Regions from separate parts of the Mus musculus genome. Here regions 2 and 3 are each linked to region 1. The links are chromatin loops, found by intact Hi-C in ENCODE. Cell type or tissue: left cerebral cortex. All regions are shown on one strand. Links, peaks and the distances in the headings refer to the core of each region. The heading gives the core; the rest is flanking DNA.

Region 1 (7,854 bases), core at 1,089-6,088:
GAGAGAGAGGGAGACAGGAAGAGAGAGAGGGAGACAGGAAGAGAGAGAAAGAGAGAGACAGGGAGAGAGAGAGAGGGAGAGACAGAGAGAGAGGGAGAAAGAGAGAGGGAGAGAGAGGGGGGAGAAAGAGAGAGGGAGAGAGAGAGAGAGGGAGAGAGAGAGAAAGAGAAGTTGAACTCTGTGATTCTGATATGTAATCAAAGAGTCACTTATCTCAGTATTAAACTTCATCAATAACAAATACATCTTAGGGAAAGGGAGATAGGTGTCTATCACCCACCATGCAGTTCTATCTCCAGGCCTAAGGTATCTCCAGGGAAGATAAAGTAGAAAGAATAAAGCTAGTTAAAATGAGTTATCCTAGGAATAAGGCCATACAAGACCTATTCCCGAGACTGGCAGTCTAAGGGGCTCTATCCTTGACAGAGGAGACAGGTCAGACCCCAGAGAACGGAAAAGAAGTGAGTCTGGAACCTCCCTTAGCAGTCTTCTCTCTGTTATCTCCAACATGCCACGAGCTGGCCCTAACCCAATCTCAGGAGGTTGGGAAGGAAGAGCATCAACCAAACGTGGAAAGAAACAAGAGCCAGGGATCCCCTCTTGCTGCAACCTAGGACTTGGAGGAGCTTTAAAGGGAACTGCACAGAAGGAAACCGAAGACTTTCTAAAAGGGCTTAACTGATCCATTTGAAGTTATAACGTGGGATACAATATACTAGATATATCTCAATATGTGAATGCTTTGGCTTCAGTCCCCAAAGTACAGAATTTCTGTAAAACCTGACATCTGGAAGCCTAAAACAGCAAGGTTTCTGGAAGTAAGAGAATCTTGATAGTTGGCATAGCAGACACTTCTAGAATTCAAGTTCGACATCCTAGTAAGATGGACCCACAGACCTCAAAGCACAGTTTCTGGACCTTCGTCGCTGGGACCCTATAGGAAAACCCTCTACCTCTGCCCTTACACACACACTGCCTTACACACGCACTGTATGTGTGCCTTACACACACACTGCCTAAACCTGGGGTTGAACCAGACCTCTGGGTGGTTCTGAGAGGCACTGAAGTTTCAGAAGCAGTCCTCTAGAATATCCATCCATGTTCATCTGTGCTCTATAAAAATTCTCCTTACTTGTCTCTAGAGGGTCTAACAAGAGATTTTAGAAGGTGTGTGTGTGTGTGTGTGTGTGTGTGTGTGTGTGTGTATGTGTGTGTGTGTGTGTGTATGTGTGTGTGTGTGTGTGTGCATGCGCACGTGCGTGTGCATGTTTGTGTGTATAAAATTTTTTCCTAAGGTTTGGTATGTGCCTCTCATTTAAAAAGCATCAAGTGAGAGATTCCTCAATGCTGGCTGCCTACTGGACTTCTTCAGGGAATCTGAAACCATTCTGGTGGCTCTGATTGGTATATAGGCAAGTTGAAATACATGCAGTCTAGCCTCAGCAGTAGGAGGTGCCTATGTTCTCCAGGATATTCTAAAATCCTGCTAAGGTCATTGGAGCCTGCATAAGAAACAGATTGTAAAAGCATCCTTCATTCTCTCTTTAGGAAAGCAAGGTGTGGAGGTTTAGATTGACAGTTTTCACTTCCTAAGTCTCCAGGTCTGCAGGCATGTTGGTGATAGCTTCAGTTCTAACTCCCTAGGGAAAAAAACCATTTGTCTTTAGAGCCCTGTAACCCACTCAGCACTCAGATACTAGCTTTCCTTCACATTGCTGGAACTGTAACATAACGAGCACATTTGAATATAGCATTGGTGTCTCACAAGGCAACATGCACACCTTCCCGCGGTTAAGTCACGGGAACACACGGGAGCAGTTGAATAAGAGCTATTCTGTCCCTGAGCTTCTAACTAGCATTCAGTTCTCAGTTCCCATTTCACTACCCAGGCCAGACTATCAGGCTTAGATCTCAAGGAAGAATTGAGAGTTTTATTATTGCTATGTTTTTAGATGCTGCAAAGGTAAATATGTCCAGTCCCAGAGATTTAGTTTGCCCAAGGAGATTGTTCTAATAACACCCCGGTCAAGCGGAACCATCTGAAGAGATTCTGGCATCTGTGAAAACCTCCTGCTGAATTCATTCCTTGAAGACATTCATTTCAGGAAGTTATTTCCAATTTGGCATATAACAGCCATGCAAGTCGATGAGGATTTAGAATCCCTGCTCCCTACGGAGGACATCTTATTTAAAGCACATCCCTGACAAAGCAATATCAAGGGGACACAACTGGAAATCTCTTCAAGAGGTGTAATTTCTCCAGGAGCAGATTTAGCAAGTACAGCAGCTACCAGAACAGCAATCTGCTTCCTGAAATTCATCTAAACTTTCACCAGTCTGCTTTGCTGGGACTGCCTTCATTCAAAGTCCAACCATGGAGACAGAGCTTAGCAAAGGACTTATTTATCTCGCCACACTTTAGCAACTTTAATCATACTTTAGTCTCAATGCTATTACTAATGTTCACAGTATCAATGAATTCTCTCTCTCTCTCTCTTTCTCTCTCTCTCTCTCTCTCCCTCTCTCTCTCTCTCTTTCCCTCTCAAAAAATTCAAACAAAGGGTGTGGCCCTATGTTTTGGTCCCTTCAAGCATCTACATCAAAATACCTTTACTGGATAATTTATAACAACATAGATGTATTGCTCACAAATCTGGAGGGTGAAGTGTCCTTGGGTCAAGGTACCAACATATGCAGTAATACTATTCTGGGTGCCCCATTGTCATGACCTAATCACCATCTAGATGCTACTCCTTCTAACGATGCAGGTTTAGGGTGAAGCTTCTACATGTGAATTTGGCGAACACTAATATTTAGATCAAAAGAGCACACATCTCTAATGCCATTGCAAATCAGACCAACAGTAATGACATTAACTATTTTTTTTTATTAAGAATCTGGAAATGTATTTAAAATGGACCTTCTTACTCTACAAGGCCAACTGCAAAGAGAAGGATCTCTGAAAAGCCAGCTTAGTCATAGAACTAGAATTAATTTAGGCTTTAAATAGTGACTGAGTTTTCTATTTTTCTTCCTCATTTTTTCTCAACTGGGACCATGTGGAACACTCTGTTAGAAGGTCCCTCTGGCTTTGTCAGGTCACTGGAACAAGGGAAGGCTGCATCTCACAGTCAGTTTGGTTGGATGGTACTCCTTTTGTGTGTAACTATAACAGTTGGGTGCGATTAGCATTTGAGCAGCAGCATAGAATTACAGGAGGAACCTGGACTTTGGAGGTGGGTTGCCTGAGTTTAGAGGCTGGCTTTGCCACTTAACTTTGTGATTCTCAGCAATTAGTAACTTAACATCTACAAGTCTTGGTTTCCTCAAATGGACCTGAAATGACATGCATCTCAGACTTGCTTGGTAGACCACTTACTCCTATTAATTATAGGCACAATAACAAACATACATACGCATATGCACAATATGAACACATCCAGCCTTATTTTGGTCATAGAAGCAACTTTTCTTTTAGATTGTACATTCCTCTTTCTTCCTCTTTCTTTTTCTTTCTTCCCTAAAGACTGGCGTACTTATACCAAGAAGAGAAGCCATACTTGTTCCTTTTCCCTGTTTATTATTCCTGTTGGTTGTTTTATTTTGTCTTTTGGTTTTGTTTGAACTTTTGTTTGTTTGCTTTTGTCTTGTTTTATTTTTTGAGTCAGAGTCTCACTATGTAGCTCTGGCTGCCCTGGAACTCACTATATAGACCAGGATGGCCCCAAACTCACAGAGGTCTGCCTGCCACTGTCTCCCAAGTGCTGGGAATAAAGGCATGTGCCATTATACTAGGTCTCCTACTGCTGGGATTGCAGATGTGAGCCTCATGGACCGACTCCCCCATTTTATTTTTAAATAAAGCTACAAGCTAAAGGGAGGGGGTTAGAAAGCTTGGGCTTAGAAACTGAAGAAACTAAAACTAGAATTTAGGCCACCTTGGTAGGTGGTGCAGGTGATCTTGAGGGCTCTGGGGACTGCCCTTCCAGTGCTGGGACCTCTTGATGGAGATAAAGGAGGGGTCTTATGGTCATAGATGGCAGATCGAAAAGTGAGTTCAAGGTTAGCCTACCTCTACTAATGAAGGGCTCTCAGGAACTTGAAGCTAGAGTATTCTCTAACCCACTACTTACTCTCAATACGGAAATTCCAGAGCCATCCTGTAGAGGGAACCAGAGAGCTTTCTTTTTTCTTTGCTGCACCTAAAGGGCCATTTTACCCCAGAGCAGGGAGCCTGACAAGCAGAGGCTCTGAGTCAGACCCAATGTTTCATATATGTAAAATATTAATGTGTATATTGTATACATACTATATGCATGTTATATGTAAGATATTATAATATATAATAAAATATGTAATATTTACACTTAGGATGTCAAGGCTTTAAATGTACTTGACTAAATTTGAGCATTGTGGGGTGGTGATTCCTTCTCAACAGCCATTTTTAGCTAATGCCTTCTCAACCATCTATTCATGGAAGGTTTTTTTGTCCTTGCTGTTTTGTCTTATTTTTGTGTTTGTTTGTTTGTTTGGTTGGTTGGTTTTTCAAGACAGGGTTTATTTATATGGCTCTGGCCATCTTGGAACTCACTCTGTAGACCAGGCTGGCTCAGATGTCTGAGAGATCTGCTTGCCTCTGCCTCCTGAGTTCTGGGACTAAAGACTTGTGCCTCTAACATCTGGATAGAAAGGTTTTTGAGTTTTTTGGGAAATTATTGTTTTTTATATTTTAATATTACTTTTAATTGTGTGTGTGTGTGTCTGTCTGTCTGTGTGTCTGTCTGTCTGTGTGTCTGTGTGCTTGGACACTTGCCTTCCCAACCATGTGCAAACACCAGAGGACAACTTGTGTAAGTCATTTTGCTCTCTCCACCAATGAGTCCTGGCTTGCTGACAAGCATCTCCACCCACTGAGCCCTCTTGGTGATCCCAGGAGAACTATCTAATTCTTTAAAAGATAGACTTACTGCTAAGTTTCAAACCTGTGCAAATGGCCGAGATGCTTATCAACATGTCAAAGCAGACCCTTGCCTCCGGGTTCTCCCAGCATCCCTCAGTCCTAACCTGTTACAGGGAATGGCTGGGGTATCCCACCCAAGACCCTGGACTCTTCCCTATATAATCCAGGCATTTTGGTTTGGTTACCTGTCACTTTTGTACCTTTGGCCTCCTGGCTGCTGTATCAAGTTCCCCCTTTCCTGTCTCCCTTCCTCTCCTCTCCCCACACAGAACAGAGTCATGTCTACTCTGGGCTCTCCCAGACGTGTCTGTCTCTGACTATGCTCTCCCACATAGCTATAATAAACTTTCTCCTCTGCCATGCTAGGAGCAATCATGCCCTTTCCTTTCCTTTCCTTTTTATTTCATTTTTTCATTCAATTTCTTAAAAATCAATTCAAACTTTTGTTAAGCTCCTTTGTATGTAGAAGTGTCCTCCATGGAGAGGTGGAAAGCCATGGTGCTAACACATCATGAATACACACTAGCATTGTGAGCAGATAGAACTTTCTAGAATGATGAAATGCTTTATGTATACAATTTAGAACATAGGAACCACCATTTAAAGGGACTATTAAGTTATTGACATGTAGGTAACACTGATGAAGAACTGAGTCTTAATTTTATCTAATTTCAAATCTACAATGACACCTGTCCTACCTGCATTTTTTATGATTTTTAAAAATTTTTAACTTTTGTTACCTTAACAAGATCTAGAATCATTTGGGAAGAGAAACTCTCAGCGGAGAAAAAACATGGAAACATGGCTCCATAAGATTGACCTATAGGCAAGCATGTCAGGTTTTACACACACACACATATGGGAGGCCCATCCTTGGGTTGTATGAGAAAGCAGGCTGAACAAGCAAGGAGGAATACGCTGGCAGGCAGCACTCCTCCACGCTTGGCCTCTGCTTTAGTTTTTACCTGGACTCAACCTTGCTGAATCTGGTGGGAAAAGAAGCTATGAGTCAAGGACTAGGAGGGTTATAGACATGGAAGCAGCAAGGCATGGCTCTTTGCCTAGAGTGTTACAGAGCCTCAGGAAAAGAGCCAGATCCTCCCTCCCTCCCTCCCTCTCCCTCTTTCTTTCCTTCTCTCCCTCCCTCCCTTGCTCTCTTTTCCTCCCTCTTCCTCCTTCTCCACCCCAGTGTGTGTGTGTGTGTGTGTATGTGTGTGTGTGTGTAAATGTGTGAGTATGTATGCATTTGTGTATAACCATGTGTGGACGGCAGAGAACAACCTCTGGTATCATTCTGCAGTTGCTATTGCCATGTTTTTTAATATAGAGTCTTTCGTTGGCTTAAAACCAGCCAAACTGGCAAGCCTGGCTGCCCACTGAGGCCCAGGGATCTACCTTGCCTCCCCATTGCTGGAATTATAACCACACTCTACCATACCCAGACTTATATGTGGGTGATAGGGACTGAAGTCAGGTCTCCATGCTTATGAGGAAAGCATTTTCACTAAGGGAGCAATCTTCCCAGCTCTTGAAGATACTTTTATTTTACCCTAGCCAGACCCAAGTTGGACTTCCAGGCTAAAAAATTATGAGATGAGGCACAGAGGCTGTGTTGAGGCACAACATTGTGGTGATAGGTTTCTATGTCAGTAGAAAACAACTACAAGCATCTATTATGGTGGTGAGGCTGACATGAGCCTAAGAAAAAGACTTTCTATCTTCCATTGGTTCAGACTATTCTGTGAAGTGCAGTCCTCTCCCCTCAGGGAGTGAGCTTCCTTTTCCATGGCAAGCTCTGCCCTCCACTACCAACCTCATCTGGGGCTCAGTGTTCCACAGAATTTTCTGTATCCCTGATACATAACACACACACACACACACACACACACACACACACACACACACACACACATACATATACACACACAAGCATATGCTACTCTCACTCCTCTGACCACTACCCCTCACCCCCATGCTTTCTGCTGTGCTTGGCAATTCTGAACTTAATTATATAGTAGGCAATGTTACCTACTGCCATTTCATGTCTGTTTATCTTGTTTCCAAAATAAGATTGAACCTTAGTCTCAAACAGGAACTATGTTGTGTCCTATTTTAACCTGTTGTTCTTGTTTTCTAGAATGTACACACACACACACACACACACACACACACACACACACACACACACACAAAGGATACAAAGTCATATTTTTAAGTAGATAGCCTCAATTTCGTTGTTGTTTTCCTCTATGACTGGCCACTAGCTCATTTTTCTATTTCATACTAGAGTGTTCTGTTTTCTAGTGAAATTTGTTGAAGGTGTTAAGGTCTACTGTTGGACCTAGAATGGATAAGTTCCATTCATTGGAGGCCCCAGTCACGCTCCTCATTCTGTCAGAGAGAGAATATGGGTAAAATCTGTTTAAAAACATGGCACAGCTAACAAAGAGGGAGGCTGTTTCTGTGATACTCACAAGCCAGTGCTAAGCACATAATACCTGCTCAATAAAAATTGGTTAGGCAGGGCTGTAACTGTGACTCGGGAGGGAAGCACTTGTCCAGCATAGACAAGGCCCAGGGTTTCAACTCTATCACTAAGATAATAAAAGGCACATCAGGCAACTGGTCAGTGAGTAAGCTTCTCCTATTCCATTCCTCTAACCACAGGAGATGACTTTCTACACAAACATCTACATGCACAAAGGTGGCATGGCTGACCGCGCATGGGGGTAGAGTTTCTAAAAGAACAGACAGATAAACGTGTTGTTCGTAGCTCAAAATAAAATCCTCCTCTCATTTCAGGGTGCACTTATTTTAGTGGTTGGGGTGAGGATTTTTGTGAAGGGATGAGCCCATGTGTGAGAATGGGAATTAAAACAAGCAGAGCTTTGCCG
Region 2 (7,854 bases), core at 1,322-6,321, 420 kb after region 1:
ATCAGGGGTGGAGTGGTGAGGTTTGCTGTGTGCCTGTTTCACTCTCCTACTATCTGAGACAGGCTATGGCTACCTAGTCCAAGCTGACTTAAAACTCACAATCCTCCTGCCACTGTCTTTGAGTACAGGAATTACAGGCACAGGCCACCACACCTAGCATAAATATTCTTTGTTCCTCCCTTCTTCTCCCCAAATGTTTATAATCCTTTAAAAAAAATGATGATGATAATAATAATAATAATAATGATGATGATGAAGTCATTAGCTATGTGTTATTTGGAGACCAGAGGCACAAATGAACAGAGACCCTGAGATATATGTCCACAGTCTTGGGTTCCTTTGACCAAAAAACCACGGTGCAGACCTGGAGAACAAATATATAAAATTCCAGGCTCCTGCCGAAACATGTCCCCTCAGGAATGTCAGATGCTGAGAAGATACCTTCTCCGGAACTCCAGCTCCTAGTAAGCCACACTGGACCCGGATTAGGGTCAGGGTGGGCAAAGAGGCTTGAGGGTGGGCAGAAGATTCTGTGGAAAGGCAGCAGAGGATTGCTTACGGAGCCTGGCAAGTCACAAGTGTTCTAAACTTGAGCTGAATTCTTTATTCTGTACCGAGTCTTAACAAAACTACTGAATACTTGGAAAGCAAAGAGGAGATGAATAACTGCAAAACAAATGCAGAGCCCAGAAGGTAGAAAGGGAAGCACCTAAAAATTCTCTTTTACCATTGTTAGGTACAGGGAGTTGAGTATACGCACAATTTAATCCAACGAATCAAGAGGCAGATATTAAGAAAACTGGGCACGATTCTAAAGGAACTCACAGTACCAAAAAGAGCTTGATGCTATTCTGTTTTGACCTTCAATCTTTCCAATCAACCACAATCATCTTTTACTCCAGGGTCTGCATTGAAACTCTCAACTGTGTGCACTCCACTAGTCTTAAAGCTAAAATATATGTAGAGGAATAGGTACGGATTGTTGTTTTGTTTTTTTTTTAATTGTTGTTACACAAAACCTTTTTTCTGAGAAAACTGGCAAAAGCTATTCTGGTCATTATTTAGAAAGGGGATTCTTTATGTAAATTCCTTAAGAGACATTTCATGACACACACTATACCAGCACAGGGTACCCCCTAGAGTAAAAAGATGCTAGACGCTCCGCTTAAAACCTTAGAAAGACAAAAAGGACTCATTATGACCAAATTTGTTCACTTTCTGAAAACAGAAAGTAGTTTTTTTAAAAAGCCAACCCAAGTCACTTCCATATAGAAAGTAACTGAGATGCGTGCAACTAAAGATAGTCACCAAGTCTCAGTATGAGAGGGAGACACTCCCAGGACAAGCTGAAGATGCAGGAGAAAGAATGGGTGAATGTGATTCTATGATCAGACAGAGACCATCTCTGGGTCTGGCTATAGGAACCTTGCTTAATCTGAGGGCTTCTCTGGAAGGCCATCGGTCTTTCTCCTTGAAAAGGAAGGGGGAACCTCCATCCTCAAGAAGGGGACTCTAAACAAAGCTCACCTGTCACCATTGGAGGCTTTCAGAGCAATGCCAAGAGGAAGCAAAGAAGGAAGGGTGGTTTTTTTCTTTTTCCTCCCTTATTCCAACACACCAGTATTTTCCAAAACACAAATGTGCTGCCACAAAACACAGCTGAGCCCAGCACCTACGGTGATGTATAATTAATGACAGAGAGTGCTTCGGTTGCCCTTGGGTTTCATAGCCTTCCCCCTTAGCCTAACTCTTCTCTTTAGCAGCTGTACGCTGCTACAAGTTGCTGAGCCCTGTGACTTCTCAAGGGGGTCCCGGATGAACTTTTCTAGAGCAGGTGTGAACATTTGGGGACCAAGATGAGTGTCTTGCACAATCCCCCTAGAGATATCCTCTGTCCAAAAGTATGGGTGCTATTCTGTCCTCTTGGATGAGAATTTCTCTAAAAGACTGCACCCAGTTCAGCTCCTCTTTTTTCCCAGTTCTTTCTTTTATTCATTCTGTAGTTCTCGCTCAAACATTGCCCACCCCCGGTCCACCGCCCCCCAGCAAGTGCTAGGTGGTGGGCAGGGACCCCTCTAGGGAGATGGCCACAGCCCAGGAGTAAAGCCTAGCAACCACACATCTGAGATGTGAGTCCTAACACTGTGGGCGACTCTGCCAGGAATAGCTTAAGACGACTTCTAGCCACATCAAGTGCCAAAAGGGGGCTTAGTGAAGCAGAGGTCCCTTGGACTCTTAGGAGTGCAGCCCTGGTGCTACAGATTGGAGCTGCTGGCTGTATTTGTGGGGATCCAAAGTTGATGGCCTGGGAGGGGAGTGTAGAGGTGGCAAAAGTACTTGGGGTAGGGTAATGTTCCACAAAGAAAATGTAAGGGATGGAGTGGGCGGTGACATCAGACTTGCAACCATGCCACTTTTAGAAAGTGACTCTCCATAGATTGACCCCATTCTAGGATGGGTCTTCCCAACTTTTTATTGATCCGTGGGCCCCCACTTTCTCCATGATTTCCCCCCCAGAATTCCCAGATGCAAAAGATTTTCTCCCTAGCTCAAAGGATTCCCCCTTCTTTGGGACCCCAGGAACTGATTTCCTCAACAACAACAACAACAACAACAACAACAAAAGTATGAGCTGATCTGTCCCAACTAGTCCACCGTGAGGAGTCTGGCCGCAGCCAGTGAGTGGTGTCCCGCACGCACCCAGGGTCTTTCAGCTTCCTGTGTCCCTGCAAGGTTCCTTCTCCACACTCCGCAACAACGTGCCCAAGAGACACATGTCCCCCCAACCCGGGTCCGGCCATAGTCACCAATAGCCCTACAATAAACAGAGAACTAAAGCGGGGGTCTGCGTCCTGGAGCGCACCTGCTGGGGTCAACTCCTCACCCCTGGCGCACAATCCGAGGGCACAAGGAGAGGGGAGGGAAGGGCAAGCGGCGGGGACAAGGCTGGCAGGGACAGCAGGAGGCAAGACACAGTGCGGAGCTAAGAGGTGGGCTGCGGGGGACGCCGAGAAACGGCTGGGATGGCGCAGGGGCGGGCGCCCGGGGCGCGCGTTACCTTCGTCTTGCCCCCGCAGTGGCAGCAAACGGTCCACAGGTACTTGAGCGTCCGCCAGAGCAAGATGATGAAGAGGCCCCCGAAGAAAGTCACCATGGAGGAGGCCAAGAAAGCCCACCACATGCGTTGGCCCCGGCTGTCGCACGGCACCTCCATGGTCACCGGTATGATGAGCGCATCCATCTTGGGCTCGTGGACCGAGGACGAGGAGGAAGAGGAGGAGGAAGAAGAAGAAGAGGAGGAGGAAGAGGAGGAGGAGGACGCGTCTAGGCTGAGATGGTTCGCGTGGATATTGCTGCTCATTCTAAGACCGCTGCCTCCGCCGCCGCCGCCGCCGCCGCCGCTGCTGCCGCCGCCGCCGCCGCCACCGTTTGCCATAGCTAGCAATGGGCGGCAGGCGCAGGGGCTCGAGGGAGCTCCTCCCGCCGCCAGCGCCACCCCGAACACCCATCAACAGCCATGTTGCTGCTACTGCTGCCGCTGCCGCCGCCGCCGCGGAGCGCCGGGAGGGGGGCGGGGAGGCGCCTGGGCTCGGGGCGCTGTGCGCGACCTGGCAGGGTGTGCGGAGATATATACAGCCAAGCGCCGCCGCCCGCCCTCCCCCGGGCTGCCGGCCGGCCCGGGGGGGGGAGGGGATGAGGGAGGGTGGCTCCCACTCCCCGACCCCGGCCCCGATCGCCCCCGGGGCTGCGCGGAGCACCGAGAGCCCAGGGGGCGCCGCGGGCGGTCCGCGCCCGGGGTCTGTGCCTCCCGAAGCTCCGTGAGCGCGATCCCGCGTACCCTCGGCGCCGCCCGGCCCGCCTGGCGTGCGCCACGCGTGTGCGCTGCGCCCGGGCCCGGGGTCTCCCGCCCGTCCCCGCACAGCTCTCTCGGGTGATGAGGCGACAGCTCCTTAGGATCGGAGAATCCGCGCCCTCCCGACCGGGCGTGCCCGCGCCACCCTTCCTCCCCGGGGCTGCGCTCCGCTCCTGGATCGCCGCCTCCTGTGCTCGCGGGGCCGCGGCAGGTTGGTTGCGGCGGTCTGCCCTGCCTCCGCGGCCAGCTAGCCGATGCTCTGCGGGACCCCTTCGGGCCGGGTCTCTGTGACCCTGAGCTTCCTCGGCCTCCGCTCGCTTCTTCCTCCTTGCCTCCTCGGGCTCCTCCTCGTCCCCGTTCTCGCAGCCCGAGCCTCTTCGGCGCGCGCCCCGCGCGCCCCGCAGCCGCCAGCAGTGGCAGCTGCAGCAACTGGAGCGGGCGCGGGCTCAAACAGCCCGAAGCGGGAGGGGAGGAGGCTTACCGGGCTAACTCGCCTCGGCTTGGGGCTGTGTAGGGGCAGCAGGTCATTTGGCAGTGGTGGGGCATGCGGCCCCCCATCTTCCAGGATGTAGAGTATAGCGCCACCAGCCTAGAGGTAGGACTTTGCAGGTGTTGCGCCCCTCTAGGCTCAGCAGGGTACCAGAAGGGGAAACCACCAGGTGTCTGGGGTAGGCCGGTTTTCCCAAAGGGGCCCCTAATAGGGAGAGGAGTGGCTGGTTGTCAGCTAGATTCAGTGGACTTATTGCCCCTAGATTCTAAGGCTTGGAGACTAAGGAAGACCCTAGCCAGTACAGTACACCTGCTGACAGAGAGTTCACTCTTTCGTTTCCAAGATGCCACGTTGTGAGTTGCTGATGAACAACTGGGGCATCTGGAAGTCTGTTGGTAGTCTGTGACCTCTGACAGCTGCAGGTGGGTTTGTTGGTTGTTGTTGTTTGTTTGTTTGTTGTTTCCTTATTAAGCAAAGATGACAGCAGCCTGGTGGTTGGTGTGGAACAAACTGGGTAGAAAAGGAGGTTTCTTAAAGGGCTGCTTCCTAGTTCTTTAGACTCGTGTGGGAAGGGCAAATGGATGACGGGTACTCTGCATTCAGGCTTGCCTTTCTACATTTCTGGTCTCCCGTTTCTCCCCTTTAAAGGGAAGGAGTCCAGGATTGTTCAGCAGCCCCTGTCCCCCGCCCCACCCCCAGTCCCCCTATCGTTGCACACAGAAACTTCCTCCCTCTGGACACTTCTCCAGGCTGGCAGCTGGACCACAACTTTTTCCTGTGCTAATTAAAACCAAGATGATCACTCTCCCCTCACTGCCCACAGTGATTTCCCCAAAGTTTCCAGCTCATTAGTTATAGTCTAATTGGAATTCTCAGGTTCCTTTCAAGACTCTTCATATGGTAAACTGGCCCAAAGGAGCCTCCTTACCTGAACAAGCTGTCTCGACCTAAATCATTGGTCAGCCACACCCTGGCCCTAGGATACAGAGGGCCAAAGAAGGCCAAGCCTGGCAGACACTGAAAATATGTGAGTCTCAAATTGGTTGGTACATTCCTTGGGCTCAGTATACATATCCATTAGAAAAGACTTAAGGTCAAAATCACCTCCCCCATAAAATAGTACACAACAGAAGGCCAGCAAAATGGCTCTGCTGGTAAAGGTACTTGTCTCCAAACCTGACCCCCTGCGCCTGATCCCTGAAATTCACAGAGTCAAAGGAATAAGCTAACTCCTGTTAACCATTCTCTCATGTCCATGTGCATGCTATGGGGCACACTCACATTTACACACACAGAAAGGGGGGTGCTAAAGAAGAGAGCAATAAATGGTGTTTTCTAGAAGCAGAAATTGCCTCAGTCTCCCCTTCAGCATCATCCATCCTTCTGCACTCAGAGGGCTGCAACACAATCCCCATGCATTCAATGGCCCTGGCGCTTTTCCAACATCCTGGGGTAGTTGAACTTTGAAAGGCTGGGGAGAGGTGCAAGAGGCTGCGGTACTGAGATTCCTTTATTGGCCTTCTCACCAGCTGGGTCTGTGCCTTGACACAAGCCTGAGGGACTTTCCTTAAGTCCAAGAATTAACATTTAAAACTCATAACATTCATAGCATAAGTCAGCAAAGGACAGGTACTGTCCTGCCCCACCATGGGTCATCGAGCCTTCAGAATGTATTCCCATAGGAGCAAAACTTGAACCTTTGCAGCCAGTGGTACCCTCTAGGTTCTTCCTACCTAATATCTACAACCTAGATCCCCCTGAAAACTATTATCATGATGACTTAACAAGATGCTAGTGGCTGCTGTGCCTTCTGTCCTCTCACATTTGAAGTCCCCACACCATTACCATTATCATCATCATCATTTAAAGGGCTCCAGAAGTCCCATAAGACACCTACTCCAGCCACCACTCTGTCTGCTCTCGCACCACCCCTAACTTTGCTGACTGAAGCTTTCAGCATCTCCAGTGTTGTCCAAAACCATGACTTGATCAGAATTCATCAGAGACCTTCAGGGTCAATATTATTGCCTGTTCCTGTGTGAACTCAGGGTACTCAGGATATAGGCACAGAATGAGAGTATTCCCAACTACCAGAAGTAGATATCATCAGGCCTTTGCCCATCTCTGACCAGCCTTTTAAGAAGAGGCTCTCCCCCTAGACACAGAGGAACCTCACATTCAAAAGGAACCTTGGACATCACAGGCTTGTGCTGTTCATTCCGAGAGCTACAACAAAAACAGAAACCAGAGGCAAGAGAGAGAACTTGGTGAGAAAAATGCTTGAGTTCAGATCTCTAGCACCCACATAAAATCAAGGCATAGTGATATGCTCTGATGCTGGGAGGTAGAAAGAAATACAGATACCAGGGGAGTTTCAGGATGAATAGCAAAGCCAAAAAACAAAACAAAACAAACAAACAAACAAACAAACAAAATTAAACCAGGAGGGGTAAGCTCCAAATTGAGCCTTCCTCAATTAAGGTAGAAAGCTGACTAAGTAAAACATCTGGCATCAACCTATGCCCTCCAAGCACTGTGCATTAGACCCACACACCACAACACACACACACACACACACACACACACACCACACACACACACTCCATAAACTGGACAAACTGGGACCAGATCAGATCTTCTGGCCCCGGGTTTTGCTCATAGAGTGCAATCCGTGGGAAGAGCAGCAATTAGGGGCCCCTGCCTCCACTTTACTGCTCTGTACACCCACACAGCCCCTCAGAAAGACAGTTGGAGCAGGACCACACAGCTGCAGGAATCTCTGAGCTCTTCTGTCTGTAGCCTTTATCCCAGAGGGCCACATACCAGGCTGTGGCCAAGCTCCAGAGGAACAGAACCCATCCAGCTTGCACAGGATCTGTCACCCATGCCTACTGATTGTCTTTTTACTCTTTCATTAGCCTGGAAAATGGGAAGATCTAGAAGTATCTACAAATAACCCCAGAGCATCATCTCTACCTTCTGTAGGCGTGTCTACAGATTGGGTATCTAGAAGGATTGTACAAGAAATAAAAGCAGGAGAAATAAAAGTAGAAACTTATAGTGAGGCCATTCATTTGCCTGTAAATACATTTAATAGCTTCCCAGACTCTTCAGCAAATGCACATGTGTCTATGGTCACCTTCAGAGCAAGCCTGGGTTTTCAAATCTGTTACCTATTCTAAGCTGGGTATTCCCCCATGGGACTTAAAAGAAGTACATGAGAGGAAGACCACAAGCACACAAACTAAAAAAACAAAAATGAAGTCCAGGGAGACTGAAAGGCTGTCTACGCAGATGTCAGCAGTGTCACAGTGTCACTGAGCTTCACCTTTCTCCAGCCCCAGCCTGGACCTAATGAACCCTGAGACTCACATTACAAAAAGGAATTACGAATCTGTTGGGAGATTCAGTAATGCCTCCCTAAGTGATGTGGCGTCCTCTGGTGGCGTCTTCTGGTAGACCACTACTTGGTGACTATTCAAAGGGAGGCTGACTCATTCAGTTGAGACCT
Region 3 (7,854 bases), core at 1,322-6,321, 300 kb after region 1:
CAGGATCTGGGAGCTTCCTGCTTTCCCATTCTGGGGAAAATCTCAGGGGTGGGCTTTATTCTCCAGAACTATACGAATCCAGTGGACAGTGGTCCAGCAAACATTTTGAAGGCACCTTTACCATACCAAGAACCCCACTTGTCATAAGGATGCTACACACAGACATCCTTTATTTATGACAGGGCCATGGCTCAGTAAAGCCATCAGAAGATAAAAAATATTATATGCAAAAATGCCACATAATATATATAAGCTGCCAAGCAGTGGGGCTTATCATAGCCAGATTTCAGCTACCCAGAACACACACATCCACTCACGCTTGGGCAGAATCATCTAAAATGTAGCCAGTTTTCTAGTAACTGCTGGCTATCTAATGTGCAGGGAACACCGCACACGAATCTAAGCCCAGAGTGGACACACACTATTAATATAGATAAAAGCGCACTGGGTCTGGAGAGTGCTGGACTTAAATCAGTTACTGGACATTGAGATAATCACAGTACAGATGATTGAGTCGCCTCAGGGCCACACCAAGAGCTATGGCTCATGGCTGCTGCCTGGCACCATGGGGCAGATTCATGCCATATATCACTCATTGGGAAAAGATAAAACTTTGAAGTACAGTGATTGCTGAATGCAGATCATTTTCACAGCATCCTAAGCTAGGTGTCCAGACAACACACTAACTTATAAATGTTCCCTGACTAGGTATTACCCTGAACCTCTTTGTAACTCCAGCACCTGCTAGAGAGCCAAGGCCACAGCAGGGACCCATACGATGAAATGTCAGTTGCAGTAAGTACTCCCCTTGGAAACTCACCCCTCTGGATGTAAGCAATGATTGCAGAAAAACTGGCTACCACCCTCAAGTGACCTCAGCCCTTCACCCCAAACTCTTAATAATACTGCTCCTCGGCTTTGTGGGCTAGCTTGTAGGGTTCCACATCCCCTTGGATATAATTGCAAGTAGGGAGGGAGCTTGAGTAACCTGGTTGCTGGGTGACCCAAAGGATTGGCCTGGGAGACCCCCCCTGAAGAGCTCCTGGAGCTCCTCTCTGACAATGCAAGTGTTCACACCTTCACTTACTAGGTCACCTTGAGTGGGGCTGCCGCGCTGTTCTGTGGCCCAGTTTCCCCCTTGGATAGCACAGTGAGATCTGCCCCCCACGGTGTGCTATTATTACCTGGCACGCCAAGGAATCAGGCCAGCACCACAATAAGGCCACCCCGCCCTCCAAGATTCTTCAAAACTCTGCTCCTTGAGGCAGGACAACAAGGCCATGTAGGAGAGTTTCTCCAATATGCCAAGAGCCATGGGGCAGAGAAGGGAACTGCACAGTGACATAGAAGGCATCATTCCTGGACACAGAACCATGACAAGAGGGACCACAGGACAAAAGACAATAAAGAGTGGGACTCACCCTGGAAATACAGGATTACAACCCATACATACACATACTAACACCATCCCCACTGGTAGAGAGTGTAATTTTAGTAGCCACACAGCCCAGCAAAGCACTTCTCAAGCAGTTATTTTGAGAAATGCTATTAGCCACCGGGTTATTTTTAAGGCCCCTCGTGTGACAGGCATTTATGACATAAACAGCAGCTGAAAGGCAGTTAACCCATAGCTCTGGATTCTTCCAGGGGCCAAGGGCTAGTACCTCAGAATAATCCCAAGCCCCATTTAGATGGAGGGAAAAAGCAACCACCTCACGTGGCTCACCACCTCTGTCATCCTGGTGGCTCCTGCTCTGCTCTGCAGCGATGGGCTGCCGAAACAGCTCTGATCCATGACAGTCAGGTTGCTAATGACAACTCTCAGGACCTGCTCATAGGTCAAAATCCATACAACAATCCCTCCTGGCCTCTACTCAGACTCTGCTCCTAGAACACCAGCCTTTGGCTCTCCATTTTCTCTCATATAAGAAACCCTTCACAGAGAATGCCCGGCCGTCTTCCCACCTCTCAGAACTCAGTTCCCACTGAGCTCCACTCCCCTCATAAAACATCTGTGCCTGTTAGCCAATGCTATGGCATCCTATTGTCCAATATGGTAACTGCAGAGAGCAGCAATGAACTGTTCCAGATATCTAAGCTATGGGCTGTTGAATGCCCCTCAATGAGGAAGTGGCCGATGTTTAAGATGATGTGTATGCTAATCACCTCCATCTGATCAGCATAAAGACCTTATGTGTATTAAACACCACATTGTGTCCTGAAGGATGAAGAATTGTCATGTACAATAAAATAAAATGTCTGCTTTAATAGTCTGGGTCATCTGATAGCTTTTATTATTTAAGTGTTTTGTTTTTCAAGACAGGGGTTCTCCATGTGGCCCTGGCTGTCCTGGAACTCTCCATGTAGACCAGGCTGGCCTCAAACTCAGAGACCCACCTGCCTCTGCCTCCCAAATGCTGGGATTAATGGAGCATAGCAACCACCACTGACCTGCCTTAACTTTTAGCTGTGTGAAGCTAGTTCTATAGAAACTCCTGCCAGATACTGAGTGCTTAACACAGGCCAGGCATCACTTAAAATCCTTTACAAAACTCAATGAATTCCCCCAGGGAATTTAAGAATGAGGAAACTGGGCCATTCTATATGGAGCTTCCTTGCAGGCTGGTCTCTATGCAAGACCAGGTAGCAAGGCCACTAAAGTCACAAATTCAGAGAAGGATTGCCTGGGTTAAAACCCAGTTCTCCACCTCAGGTAAGTTTCTCACAGCCAATTTGTCCTTTGTCTTTTTCTGGGCTCCCACACAGAGTGGATACACAAACCCTGACAAAACCTCTTTGCCAGCACCTGGCACACAGCAGTAAAGGTGAGGCACCGGTGTGTTTTGAGAACGACTAATTGGTCACCTACAATGTAGCAGGCAAGATACTGAAGCATCCCACATGCATTATCTTATTTGATGCTCGAAAGTCCTTGTAGAAATTTACAGAGCAATCAAGCTTAGAGAAGCAAAATCGTTCACCTAAGGTCAATGCTAGACAGTGGAAACTTGAACCAAACAGTTGGGACACAAGTCTGAGTTTATTAACCCAAATTCTCTGCTGCTTGTCTTTGCAAACTCATCAGCTCTTCAGATTCCCCGCTGCTCCTGGCACTGAGCTGGGTCCTTTAAACATACTTAACAACTGTTTCTGGCAAGGCTGGCTGACTACAGAGACTGACTGTGGGCTAAAGACCTCCAGCCCCTTCCAGGAAACCCTTGGCCCATCATCTCTCTCTACACTTCTCAAAAGAAGCAGGTCTCATTCTTAAAATACAGAAGCAATGTGGCAGGACACTTAGAAAGGCATCACTGCCATTCAGTATGACAACAAAGTACCACAGAGATCCAAGGCCCAAAGGTCAGAAATCCGGTTCCAGCCAGCCAAGGCAGCACCATAGTATGAAGGAGCAGCCCAGCCTGATAGGCATGGGACGTGAGCTGGAGGCAGCACGAAGGGGGGAGGAAAGTCCAACTGAGCCATGCATGTGAGTGAGTTACATGTGTAGTTCAATTTTAGGCACTGGGCAGATTTGTAAAGCTCAACACCCTCCTACAGTTGCCTACAAAAAGCCAAAAGTTTAACACCATACCAATCAATCAACATAGGTGTGCTGGAAGGGGAGTGTGCCCAACCCAGAGCAGAGAGGCCAAGAGCTGAGGGAAGAGAGTCATGCCTGACCCCAGTGGCTTACGATCTTGGCCAAGGAAAAGACCAGCACCACTGGGAACATTCATTGCAGGGATCAGCAAACTCCGATGTGATTAGGCCATTTAATTTAACATTTTCCTGCTAACCTATTACACGCCAGGGAGCTCCTGTGTATCCCAAAGCCTGTGATACCTTCTCTGGGCAGTGCCAGTAAACACCTGGCACAGTTCTGCTGCAGATGGTGGAGGAAGACAGCCCCCAAGCAAATGCTCCTCTCCTACTCACAGAGGAGCCTGGCCATCTAAGAGTGCAGACATCAACTAGAGCAGCTAACGTTCCAAAATGACAAGCACAGGCTAGGGAGATGGCTCAGAGGGTAAGGTGCACGCTGTCTAAGCATGGGGACCAGTGTGCAGATCCCCAACATCTATATAAACGCCTCACAGGAGTGGCAGCCTATAATCCCAGCCCTTGACAAGCAGAGACAAGGAATCCTTGGAGCAGGCTGGCTCTAGACCAGCCAAACCAGTGACCTATGGGTTCAGCAAGAGAGCCCACCTCAGCAAATAAAGCAAATGGGGAAGTCAACTGACTGATGTGAACTTCTGATCCTCACATTCATATACACTGCACACACTCATGCAAGCATCCCTAAAGACAAGTATACCCTCATACACAGTCACACACACACACACACACACACACACACACACACACACACACACACACAAGAAAATAAAGATAAAAGAGAACCACAACTCCAGACTGGGGGGTGCTGTCAGATAAGGCATTCAAGGCAGAGGTTTACAGTGCTAAAGACTCATCACATTGTGCTTGACTTTGAAAGGCACCCTCTGCTCAATCTGGGTATCTTCTCAAAAACAAAGTCACAGATTTCATTATCCAGTGCCTTTTCCGGGCCTTAAGTTGAGCAGGATAGGCTACTGAGGAAGGCTCTGCAAAAGGGTGGTCCTGATGCCTGCTGGGCTTGACACTCATATTCCTGTCTGTCTTGGGCACCCTCAATGCCACATCCTCGTGACCCCATCTAAGGAAGTTGGGAAGGAGCTGCTCAGAGAAAAACATAGGAAGGAAGGTCTGCAGCCTTCAGGAAGGCCACAAATTGTGTGCTCTGCCTACAGAAGCTGCCTAGAGTCCTGGTAGCTCAGAGAGCACTTTCCCACATAGCTAAGCAGCCTTGTCATTTCCAAACAGTTCAGGGCCTGGATCATACAGATCTTCTGATACCAATAGATGTGGATTTCTTCTTGCAAGCTTGGTATGTTCATTTGTAAGGGTTCTGTCAATAAGTATGCACACAGGGTAGTTTAAATCTCAGACATACTGTCTCTCACTTCTGCTGCTCCATGGTCCAAGATTAAGGTGTCCGATTCTTCAGGACCTGGTGGGTACCCAAGGGCTGGACATGGCACACATTTTTGTGACTTTCTCTTTTTGATATGGACCAATAAGCATATTAGCTAGCAAGTATTCATAACCTCTCAGCTTCTGCATTCTAGAAAGATCTATGATAGATGAGAAAGCTAAGCTTCCATGTATCTACATCTAGAATGTTCCTCTGAGAAACCTCCAAGGAAAGCAGTTGCCCAGTGAAGACAGAAAGCCTGAAATACCCCTAAGACGCTGGAAACCTGTGCCATCCATGTGCCCCAAACATAAAAGAAAAAGCATGATGTTTGAATAAAGAAGATGAAGGCTACCTTGGTCATCCTTTCTGACTAAGAAAGAACAGAGCTGCCCAGATAAGTAAGACCTGCCAAAGGAGGTAAACCAGGCTAGGGGAGAGAAGTAGTCATAGCAAGAGTCCTCTTGCCCTTGTGGATCCAAGTGTGTGTGAGGGGGGGTGTCGGGGGTGTCTGGGTGTATCTGGAAGTGTGTGTGTGTATATATGTATATATATATATGCATATACATATATATATGCATGTGTGTGGATGTATCTGTGTCTTTCTGCATATCTATCTCTCTGTGTCTCTCTGTCTCTGTCTCTTTGTCTCTGGCTGTCTCTGTTTCTGTCTCCCCCCATATGTGTGTGTACATATGTGTTTGAATGTATGTATGGGTGTGTGTGGATTCATCTGTGTATCTCTGTGTGTATATATGTGTGTGTGTATGTATGTCCAGATATATCTGTGTGTCTGCCAGTATGTATCTCTCTCTCTCTCTCTCTCTCTCTCTCTGTGTGTGTATGTGTGTGTGTGTGTGTGTGTGTGTGTGTATGTGTATAGCAAAACTGGGAAGCCCCAAGAATCACATGGCTGGTATATCAGAAGAACACTGGCTGAGGATAAGGGGCCTGTCCCTGACACAGCAGGTGGCAGCTCCAGGAAGGAGGACAAGTTTGAGCACAGTTTGTACCTGGCATGGTGGCCAAGTCAAACAGCAAGCCAGAGGAAAACAGTTGGCACTCAGAGCAGTGGCTTTACCAAGTCAGAAAAGTGTTGTGAGGTTGAGCTCCCACTGGAATTACAGATGGCTCTGGCTCTCTGGGGTGGCCTCACAGGTGGCTGAACCACGTGAGATGCCTTCCTTAACCAGTGATCTGGTGGCAGAACCACACAGTGTTCTCCTGAAATGAGGTGAACAGCAAAGAGGTCCAGGAGAGTCAGCCTTCCCTGACTGTGGGCAAACCATGACGGTGTTCATGATGGAAGCCACAAAAAGCAGCCATCAATCCTCTAAAGACATTTGTAAACATCCAAGCAGAGAACACAGAACTCAAAGAAAGGATTGGAACAGGATGACTGCTTCGTTGGTCACCCAGAGGTCACCCTGTCATCTCAGCAGGACTGCTTTAAGGAGGCTAGCTTTGACTACACAGTGAGTTCTGGGATAGCCTGGACTACAGAGTCAAAAATCAAACAGGGAAGGGAGAGATGGCTCAGTGGCTAAGAGCTCTCATTGTTCTCATAGAGGACCTGAGTTCAGCTCCCAGAACCCATATTTGGCTGCTCAAAACCAAATGTAACTCCAACTCCAAGGGGATCTGAAACTCTGTTCTGACTTCCATACACACACATACACAGACACGACACACATACCTACACATAAGTAAGTATAAGTCTAGAAAAACAAAAGAATGACTTCAGAGAACCCTCTTATGGTCACAGCCAGAGCACAGGCTCTACCTGCCTCTTGGTGCCTGGATGGGGCAGTGTAAGGCGAGGCCTCTCAGCACACATTTTTCAATCCATAGTGAGCACAACCAAGTCACATGACTCTTAGCCTCACTCTACCAACTCAAGAAGGAACATACAGCAGGTAAGAAACCCAGCACAGGGTTCAGCAAAGGACTCAAGCGTTGAGTCCCCTGTCAGTAGCCAAAGCCAGGGCTGCTTGCTCCTGAAACCTGATACACAAATACTCCCGAGAGGAAGGAGGGGAATTCTGAGAGAGGCAGACCACTGAGAAAGCTGGATTCCAGATCATACTCAACAGACTTAGACAGCCAGACCATTATAAACCGAACTAAGTGGGGGGAACGAAAACAAACAAAACAAAACCAGAAAACCACTTTTCAGACCATAGGGTAGACCTGGCTGTGAAGGTCAAGGAACAGCCATACAATTAAGCAGATGTGTCTGCTGACTCCATGGTGGCGTTCCACAGCACCCAAGCAGAAGATGTCAGTTAACCTTTGAAAGGAAGAAAGATCAGTTTGAGTCTGACTAATTCACAAAATACAGCTGTGGAGCCACACACTGTTGTAAACCTTAGAAGAAATGAAATGTAGAGGCTGAGGGTCTGACTCAGTGGCAGGGGGTTAGCTTCACCTGGAGGGGGTCCATCCCTAGCAGTGCCACAAAAGCAGAGGAAAGAGCAATGAATCAGAGCAATTGTTCCAGAATGTTCCATAGGTGGTAAGTGTTCTATATGCACAGCTAAGACACTGATCAGACCTAAGTGTCCACAGAACAAAACCTTAGCCATGAGCCTGAAGTTTCATTAAGCTTAAATAACTCTCAAATCACAAATAACAATGAACACGAAAGCTAAGACTTAGGAGAAGATGAGATCATAAAAATAATAAATACAATCTAATACCTATACAATAGAGGCTTAAAATATCAGCCCACACAGTAAAGCACAACCATAATTGTAATGTTCTCAGAGGTGAAGTGGCAGAAAAAAGCCATAAGAGCACTCTGTGCAGAAGCCACCAGCAGAATAAGGCGAAACACT

The links. Peaks named below come from ENCODE experiments on the same cell type or tissue, not always from the same donor. Only the 100,000 strongest peaks of a DNase experiment are listed, where the experiment ranks them.
Region 2: it touches region 1 in a loop (5-fold over the local background); 29 of 42 quality-filtered maps call a loop at or near these places.
Region 3: a loop joins it to region 1, with 2.5 times the contacts of the local background. A loop is called at or near these places in 2 of 42 quality-filtered maps.

The regions. Positions count from the first base shown.
Region 1 is chr14:23,579,248-23,587,101 of GRCm38, forward strand. All of the region lies in intron 5 of Kcnma1 (potassium large conductance calcium-activated channel, subfamily M, alpha member 1), which reads right to left. Among named protein-coding and RNA genes, the nearest start is that of Gm51422, 67 kb to the right of the region's middle. In left cerebral cortex, for the core only: a CTCF peak has its summit at 4,163 (motif pointing right); DNase peaks (open chromatin) are centred at 1,667, 2,223, 3,059 and 4,174; H3K27ac peaks cover 1,250 bases.
Region 2 is chr14:24,000,690-24,008,543 of GRCm38, forward strand. It overlaps Kcnma1 (potassium large conductance calcium-activated channel, subfamily M, alpha member 1), which reads right to left and starts at 3,516. Exons shown (of 28, transcript NM_001253364.1): 1 at 3,059-3,516. The coding sequence starts at 3,436. It overlaps 4930519K11Rik (RIKEN cDNA 4930519K11 gene), which reads left to right and starts at 4,302. Exons shown (of 3, transcript NR_131107.1): 1 at 4,302-4,448; 2 at 4,606-4,765; 3 at 4,992-5,148. In left cerebral cortex, for the core only: CTCF peaks have their summits at 3,531, 4,435 and 5,065; DNase peaks (open chromatin) are centred at 2,109, 3,104, 3,480, 4,028 and 2 more places; H3K4me3 peaks cover 3,664 bases; H3K27ac peaks cover 3,520 bases.
Region 3 is chr14:23,876,144-23,883,997 of GRCm38, forward strand. The region is part of intron 1 of Kcnma1 (potassium large conductance calcium-activated channel, subfamily M, alpha member 1); the gene reads right to left. Among named protein-coding and RNA genes, the nearest start is that of Kcnma1, 120 kb to the right of the region's middle. In left cerebral cortex, for the core only: no CTCF peak of the experiment used is centred there; a DNase peak (open chromatin) is centred at 3,507.